Linked DNA regions of Homo sapiens: region 2 is linked to region 1. A link is a loop called in an ENCODE intact Hi-C map of the cell type or tissue named here. Cell type or tissue: MCF 10A. All regions are shown on one strand. Each heading gives the region's core, and the rest is flanking DNA. Links, peaks and the distances in the headings are about the cores only.

Evidence for each region. Peaks named below come from ENCODE experiments on the same cell type or tissue, not always from the same donor. Only the 100,000 strongest peaks of a DNase experiment are listed, where the experiment ranks them.
Region 2: it touches region 1 in a loop (12-fold over the local background); 3 of 110 quality-filtered maps call a loop at or near these places.

What each region holds. Positions count from the first base shown.
Region 1 is chr18:47,771,090-47,775,473 of GRCh38, forward strand. No RefSeq gene overlaps it. Among named protein-coding and RNA genes, the nearest start is that of SMAD2, 160 kb to the right of the region's middle. In MCF 10A, for the core only: a CTCF peak has its summit at 1,739 (motif pointing right); a DNase peak (open chromatin) is centred at 1,732.
Region 2 is chr18:48,343,576-48,347,959 of GRCh38, forward strand. The region is part of intron 1 of ZBTB7C (zinc finger and BTB domain containing 7C); the gene reads right to left. It overlaps LOC124904352 (a long non-coding RNA gene), which reads left to right. Exons shown (of 3, transcript XR_007066457.1): 2 at 1-40. Among named protein-coding and RNA genes, the nearest start is that of ZBTB7C, 64 kb to the right of the region's middle. In MCF 10A, for the core only: a CTCF peak has its summit at 2,234; a DNase peak (open chromatin) is centred at 2,246.

The DNA of each region.
Region 1 (4,384 bases), core at 188-4,187:
TAACTCTTTAAAATTTACTGAAAGCCTGATAGTATATCCCTTTTTTGACCCAGAGAAAAAGTACAATGAATGGAGCCACGAAAAGAAAGGCCTTTCCCCCCAGGATTGCCATGAACTTCACACAAACTCACAGCATCCTGCACAGTCAAGTCTCCACTGAGACAGCTCGACCAAGACACAGAACTCATGAACACTGCAGCCAGGAGACCCACTCATGCTGGGACTCGAGGCAGAACCAAGGAATCCTTGCTCCTTTGTGTCTTTCTGGGGAACCTGGTAGCTGTCTGTCCTCCTCTGAACATCTCAGAATTCTTGTCCAGGTAAGAAATTTCCCAACAATTCTATTTCTGACCAGGATACTATGTGATAGGATCTGTTTCTCATTCAACACATTTTTGTAAGCACCTATCATGTGCCAGGCTGTGGGCTAAATGCTTGGGTTACCATAGTGAAATGTGATGTTACCATAGTGAAATGTGACAAACGGGGTCTTACCTTTAGATGCCCAGAGCCTAAGAGGGCTACCGACAAGCAAATGGGAAAATACAATGGAGAGTGTCAAATGCAATGAGCATGTGAGTTCCACGTACCAGGGAGGAAGACGGGGGAAGGTTCCCAAACTCAGAGTGGCCATTAGGGATGCTTGCCAGAGGAAGTGGCAACTAAGCTGGGAAGACAAAGGGCTCTGTAATACCATCCTCCCAGCTTCAACCTGACTTACATTCAGTAACATGTCATGGACCCATCACTTGATGGTCAAACCTTCCGTGGCTTCTATTGCATATTCAGCCTCCAACACCCAGTGGGATGCTGAGCCCCATTGCTTTACACTCTGATGTGGGAACTGGGGCCTTCCTTTTTGTTATCCCAAAGCAGCTGCCTTCCAACCTCAGGGAGGATGGTACAGGGAGCACCCCTGTTGAGGAGGCGGCCTCAGCTTCCTGCCCTGCTCTGCCCCAGGCCCAAGGCAGTTGGTCTGGTCCTATGGGTCCACTGCACATGGAGGGTGGAAGGAACTAGAAAGCAGGACTCTCACCCTTCCCCCTGGACTCCACCCACCAGAAGCATGCTGAGCTAAATGCAGGTTCTTGACCCCAGGCAGCCCAAGCGGGGGTGTCAGGGGAGGAGGCAAGGAGGCTGGGGAAGGTGGGAGTGTTTATCTTCAGTGGGACTTCCAGTGGAAAGACTGGATCCAAATCCGTCTAGCTGTGTAGGCTTAGGCAAATCACATCACCTACATGGGCCTCACTGTCCTTATCTGTGAATTGGACTCAGACAGGACCTGCCTCTCCCGATGGAAGTAGGGTGAAGGCGTTGATTTGAGGGAAGCCTTCTGAGATGTACAAAGCTCTGCCTTTATTCTGGCCAGGGTTCCTTAGGTCTTCTACCCCTAGTTAAGGCAAAACTTCCTCCCTCCCAAACCAAGGCCACTCTTGCCACACCCTCTACCCAGACCAGACCAGGGCTAACATGGTTCCTGACTCTCAACTCCCATGCAGCCTCCTGAGGGGGCTCAGAAGCCAAGTGCAGAGTGAACGAGGAGAAGGAATGTGACCTGCCAGGGTTTCCCTTCCATATTTGGACCAGAACCATTCTCCATCTCTTGGGAGGGAAGGCAGCTGCACCCAGATTCCAAAAACTCCTCCCAGAGCCTTTCCTAGGGCTTGTCCAGACAGGAAGTCGGCCCAGGGGTTTTCCAATTGCCCAAAGGTGCTATGCACCCCACCACCAGAAGGCGGCGCCCAGGAATCAGCCACTGCCTGTGTCTCCACTCCGTGGCTCCTAACAAAGCTCTTAACTCCTAAGTGCAGAGGCTGAAGCAGGAAGGACCTCGAGGGAGATCATCCACGCCAGCCTCCTTAAAGTTTTGAAAGTCACAGGCTCCTTTGAGAAACCGATGAAAACTACTGACCCTCTCCCTGGAAGAATGCCTCGGCACAGCCGCTCACTATGGTCACACAGATTCAGAACACCCTTGGACCCCCCAGACACACCGCCCAAGGATGCCCTAGGATTTCTTGTAATCCCGCCCAGGAAGCTTGCCCCATCAGCTACCCCCTCAAGGCCTAGAGGCTAAATCAGGCCCAGCACCTCTGCTCCCTGTGGTCAGCCCACGCCTGTGTTTATCCTGGTGATACCAGTCAACGGCTTCAGCAAAGGAGGCTGAAAGAAAGCCAAGGTCATCTTGTTCGAAGACAGGGGTTTATAAAAGTTGGTGGGAGTGGGTACTTCGCGACTTGGAGGATTATGAACTGACTGATTGTCTAGGAGCCTCAAACCTGGAATTAAAAAAAAAAAAATCATGCCGGGGGCAGTGGCTCATGCCTGTAATCCCATCACTTTGGTTAGGCCAAGGCAGGAGGATCACTTAAGGTCAGGAGTTCGAAACCAGCCTGGCCAACCACATCTCTACTAAAAATACAAACATTAGATAGGCATGGTGGCGTGTGCTTGTACTTCCAGCACCTCGGGAGGCTGAGGCAGGAGAATTGCTTGAACCCAGGAGGCAGAGGCTGCAATGAGCCAAGATTGCACCACTGCACTCCAGCCTGGGCGACAGGGTGAGACCCTGTCATTAAAAAAAAAAAAAAAAAAAAAAATCAATAACTAATGCTCTTTTACCCAAAAGGAATCAGGGAGAGAGGGTGGCATTGGAGAGGGAGGGAGCAGGGGGAGGCAGGACTTAGGACGCAGGAGAGACTGCCCCCTTCTCTGCGCCCTGTGGGCTGCTCTGAAGGTCTCGGGGAGCCCATGCACTTTGCACAACAGGTCACAAGGCATTGATTTCTGGGGTAGCGGAATTACCCCTAACAAGACTGTAAACTAACAGTCCAGGAGAAGAAATAAAAGGGCACAAATGAAATGCTGAGAGAATCATGGACTGACAGAAGTGAAGGAGGACCAGTAGAAACAGAGGTCTCAGTCACCTTGCCCACATTCTCCCTGAACCTTCCATGTCAGCCAGCCTGGTCCAGGCCTGGGCTCATCAGCTGTTGTGCCCTGAATGCTGCTGTGGGGCAGGTTCTAGGAGGGTTAGGGGTGTGCTGATGACGATCACGTCCTTGTCCTTCAAGAGCTCCCAACTGAGCTGTCAAGCCAGACACTATGTAAATAACTGCCAGGTGAGCTGCACTGAGGAAAGGAGCTCTTCCAGCTGGGGTGGTCAGTAAAGTCATCACAGAGGGATGGGACTTGAGGAAATGGGGTCCCCAAGGTTGGTAGGTGAGATGACATAAACAATGGCACAGAGGCCAGCAGGCACGAGCTGGAGGCAGCAACACAGAACATGGGCCACTTCCACACCACCCCCGCCCTAGGGTATCTTCCTGCCATCAAACCTCAGTTTCATTGCGATCCACATCTTCCATTCTCCCCACTCCCCCTAGCCACCAATACTTCTCACAAACGTGGAAGCCCTCTATTCTAGAACACCGGAGAAGTGAGCACTCCCACATTACACTCATTCCATAAATGCTTTATGTGCATCTCCCATGTGCCAGGCACTATTCAAGGCCCTGTCTGAGGCTTAAGAGACACAGCAGTGAAAAGGAAAACAATGTCTTGCCCTCATTTGTCCTGGCAAAGAGCTTCTTAGAGTTAGATCTCTGTTCCCAAACCCCTCCCAGGCTCCCACCCTCCTCATTTTATTATCTTGCACTGTATCTCTTGGAAATGGACCCAAAGACCCAAGAGTGGTTCTGCCAATACAGAGGACGATGGGGCTGTCAGCCTGTCTAGGTCTCTAACCGTTTGGTTAATGCTGCTGATAAAGGTAGGAACTAGGTCTTGTTTTAAATATTGATCATAAATACTCCGGTCTCCAAATATGAAGGCACAAAGGCTCATATTTTCACTGTAAGTAACAGAACCCCAACTCAAACTAGCTTCACCACAAGTGAAAATTGTTTATAAGAAACTAAGTGCAGTCACTTTGGGAGGCCAAGGTGGTGGATCACCTGAGGTCGGGAGTTCAAGACCAGCCTGGACAATGGTCTTTAGTAGAGACCAGCCTGGCCCTGTCTCTACTAAAAATACAAAAAATTAGCCAGGCACAGTGGCAGGCGCCTGTAATCCCAGCTACTTGGGAGACTGAGGCAGGATAATCACTTCAACCCAGGAGGTGGAGGTTGCACAGTGAGCTGAGATCCCACCACTGCATCCAGCCTGGGCAAGACAGAGAAAGACTCTATCTCAAAACAAAAAACAAACAAACAAACAAAACAAAAACAATCTAAGTGCAAGGATGAGCTGGGGTTCAGAAACAACTGGAATTGGGGTCCACTCTCCCTGCATCATTCATACTCTACACGGCTCCATTCCTTCAGTCTTTCTCTGTCTTTAGACTGCCTTCTCCAGGACATGTGGGAAAAAATGTGAATAAGGT
Region 2 (4,384 bases), core at 100-4,099, 570 kb after region 1:
TGTATCCCAGCTCCACCACCTATCAGCTGTGTGACCTTGGGTAAGCAACTTAATTTCTCTGTGCCCTGGCTTCTTCATCTATGAAACAGGAGTGGGTCGGGAGTGGTGGATGTGCTGCCCACGCCCACACTCCTTCCCCTAATAGCCTGTTGGGCTCCCAGTTTTCAATCTGCATCATCTGCGGATCTGGATTTTGGAACTTCCTTAACAGGCCCCCTCCTCTCTCCCAACCTCTCTAAACTTCCTGGCCCACAGCTGCCTGCCACCTGCAGATTGTTCCACTGGCCTATCCCCTTCCCTCTGCACTCCCTCCCCCGCCTGCTTTGGTCTTTACTCAGCAGGCTATGCACCTGGCTAGGAGTGGGGCTTCTACCCTGGAGCCATGGGGATGTGTGTTTTATTTATTTATTTATTTAAATTTATTTTTGAGATGGAGTCTGGCTCTGTCACCTAGGCTGGAGTGCAGTGGCACGATCTCGGCTCACTGCAACCTCCACCTCCCAGGTTCAAGCTATTCTCCTGCCTCGGCCTTCCGAGTAGCTGGATTGCAGGCACACACCTCCACACCCGGCTAATTTTTGTATTTTTAGTAGAGACGGGGTTTCACCTTGTTGGCCAGGCTGGTCTTGAACTCCTGACCTCAAGTGATCCACCCACCTCAGCCTCCCAAAGTGATGGGATTATAGGCGTGAGCCACCACACGTGGCCGGGAAGTGTGTTTTAAATCAGTGCTTGTCAAACTTCTACGTGCTTATGAATCACCTGGGATCTTGTCACAATGCAGGTGCTGTTCAGTAGGTCCCAGGTGGAGTCAAGATCCTGCATTGCTAACAAGCTCCCAGGGGATGCCCATGCCACTGGTCTGGGATCACCTTCTGATTAGCCAGGCTGCAGAGTGGAGGACGTCCTGGCACGTGTATGGTGAGGGGAAGGGGAAAGGGGGAAAAAAAGGGAGACAGGGACAAGGCCAGCCAGTTATCCAAAACAGAGAAGGAGTAGAATTTAGACAAAGATGGTATAATGGAGATCAAGTGTGGATTCAAGAGACAAAGAGGAAAAGTAGGAGAACGCTTTATGAAATTATGACATTAGCCAACCAATAAAAATAATGCTTATTGAGATAATGCAGCAACACAGAAGAATGCTTATAGCATATTAACTCAAAAAGCAGACTACCAATTATATGGATACTATGTCTTCAACGCCGCCAAATGCAGGTTTAGGAAAGCTGATAAGTCATGAGGACCATGAAGGTTGTGCTGTGGTAATGTAACGACATGTGTTTTTATTTATTTGTCATTCTCTGGATTTTCTGGAAGAAGTTGTGTCATTTTTGTAATTTAAAATTTATCTTCTATATACTCTCTGATGTCCACTCCTCAAAATCACCAGTTATTCTTTGTTATGGAGGTTTTCTGTATTTTAAGCACAAACTGCCATTGTTGCAAAGGCTGCAAAATGGTGCATTAAATCTTCTCAGTCAAACCCAAAAATAAAGCAACCCAGATTCTGTTTTTCCTCTAAGCCAAGGGTCCAGCGCTTTGGAAGGCTGGTGCTATCACCTCTCACTATAGCAACAGGAAGACCTTGGTAACCCCGAGCTTACAGTTATTAAGGGTAAAAATAGGAAGTCTGTGGATAGCTGTTCAGTAAGAAGCTGCAGTAGGTGTGCACTGGACAGGCTGGGTTTGGAGCCCTTTCTTGCAGGAAATAGAAAGCAAAAATCAGACTCCAGGAGCTGGTTCCTGCAGGATTACTAGGAGTGCTTGGCATTTTCTTCTTTGTTTCCTATTTCAGGGCTATCAGCTACCTTTCAAACTGGTTTCTGACATGCGTAGAGGTGGACTCTTCTAGAACAGCAGCCTCAGAATTCACTTAGGAATTGGGCATGTTCACCCGACTCCCAAATGCCCAACCCCCAAGGTGCCCTGCGCACTTCTGTTGTGCTTTCCTGGCATACCAGCACCGCCCCCCACACCCCCAGACCTCCATCCCACTCTGTCTCTTCAGCATGCTCCTGGGCGGGTATTTCAGGAGTATATTTCTGTCTCTTCAGCATGCTCCTTGGCAGGTATTTCAGGTCCCCCAGTGTCCCAACAAGGCCTTGGCTCCGACCTCTGGGAGGCTGGAGAGGGTCCCAGCCCCAGTCTGGCTGATCCTGCCTGAGGTGCAGTGTCTGGCCCCAGCCCTGCTGCCCAGTTCCTGGATCCATTTTGCACTCTGGCAAACCAAGTGCAAGGCCCAGCTCTGCTGCCATCTGGCTGTGGGAACTTGGGCAAATCATTTCCCATCTCTGAACCTCAATTACATGATCTATAAAAATGTTAAAATGGGTTTATGGGATCTCTTGGTCCTATCTGGCTCTCATACTCTATGATGCCCATGGAAATAACCATTTATCTAGTAATACAGGTGAGATATTTCACATACAACGATTTTCTAGACAACTGAACAACTGAACATTGCCCCACTAAGCAACAAAATGTGTTTGATTTTTAAACCTACTGCATAAAGTATTCTTTTAATGTTTACATGCTTCTCTTCCTCACCATGTTGGCCAGGCTGGTCTCAAACTCCTGACCTCAAGTGATCGGCAAATGACACAAACCCTAAAATGTGTGTACTTTCTGCCCCAGCTTCACCCCACAAAGCACTTGAAGGGCTGAGATGCTGAACATGACTGAACCTTGTCTTGCTGACCCTCTGCCACCAGCACAAGGCTCTTTGCCATGCTGAGCATTTGTCTCTGTCTCTCTGCTTTTCTTCTTCTATCCACCCCTTCCTCATAGTCAGTCTCCCATGAGTCATGCCCTGGTTGAGAACACCTGCCTCAAGCCGCTTCCTGTACCTCTAATGCAGAACATGGGTTCCCCCAAGGCTGGGCAACCCAGGGTTCTGAGTGAGGGTGGGGGCAGGGGTGTTCTTGGAAATAAGGTGCCAGGCTTTAGCCATTTTTGCTAACCAGAGGCCCTTTTACCTGACTTTGCCATCTGTGTCTGTGTTCTGGATAGGAGAGGTTGCTTGCAGGCTGGTCTCTGGGTAAGCAGAGTGTCACTGGGCGCTGCTTCCTTCTGTCTCAATGGCTGGTTTCCCCAGAGCGGGGCTAACAGACCATCAGAGGAGCTGACCAACCACGGAGGCCAGATGAGAAAGTGAAATCAGATTTAGAATTTCACTCCAACTCTACATCCCTAGCATCATCACCCTTTTCTTTTTCCTTTTTTTTTTTAGATGGAGTCTTGCTCTGTTGCCAGGCTGGAGTGCACTGGTGGGATCTTGGGTCACTGCAACCTCTGCCTCCCGGGTTTAAGTGATTCTCCTGCCTCAGCCTTCTGAGTAGCTGGGATTACAGGCACGCGCCACCACACCTGGCTAATTTTTGTATTTTTAGTAGAGATGGGTTTTCACCATGTTGGTCAGGCTGGTCTCGAGCTCCTGACCTCATGATCCACAAGCCTCAGCCTCCCAAAGTGCTGGGATTACAGGCATGAGCCACCACGCTGGGCCAGCATCACCCTTTTCTATAGAGTGATTCCCAGTTTTTGTTTGTTTTTTTTTTTTTTTTTTTTTTTTGAGACGGAGTCTCGCTCTGTTACCCAGGCTCACGGCAACTTCCTCCTCCTGGATTCAAGCCATTCTCCTGCCACGGCCTCCCAAGTAGCTGGGACTACAGGCACGCACCACCATGCCCTCAAGCTCCTGACCTCAAGTGATCGGCCTCCCAAAGTGCTGGGATTATAGGCGTGAGCCACCACTCCCAGCCGTGATCCCCAAATTTCAATATGCTCTTGCCTGTTGCTTTTTCCCATAAAAGATACCATAATTCCTCAGTTGAGGCTTTCTTTTCCCTGCTTCCCCTAGGAAGCCCTCCAGAGGCAGGAGGTTAGAGGCAGGCTTCCTCAGACGCAGAACTGACTGGCAGAGCAACACGTGTGCACCCACTCCCTCCTCTCCCCGTCAAGCAGCATGAATCCTCACCCTGCTGCCTCTGCCTTGGGCCCCTGGGCACACCAGCTTCCACCAAGGCTTCACATGCTATGGGGTGGGCAGCCTCTTCCCTTACCTGACCCAGCCAACCTCTGCTTTCTCACCAACCCTACCAAGATTCCACTGGAACATCTGAACTCCCTGCTCAGGGATGGAACCAGCAAAGAGCCTGGAGGTTGTGGTCACAAAAGAGAATTGGAGTTTTCCAGCAGGGAGGTAGGCCATTCTGAGAGATGTTAATACCTATGAAAAGGCCAGGCTCCAGCCACATGGAAGGGAGGTTCTGGGGATGAAACACCGAAGTCACCTTGAGACCAGGGTGGGAAATGGTTTGCAAGACACTGAGGTCAACATGCAAAAAGGCAGGAATCAGGGCTGAGGAGGCCTGGAAGGCAGG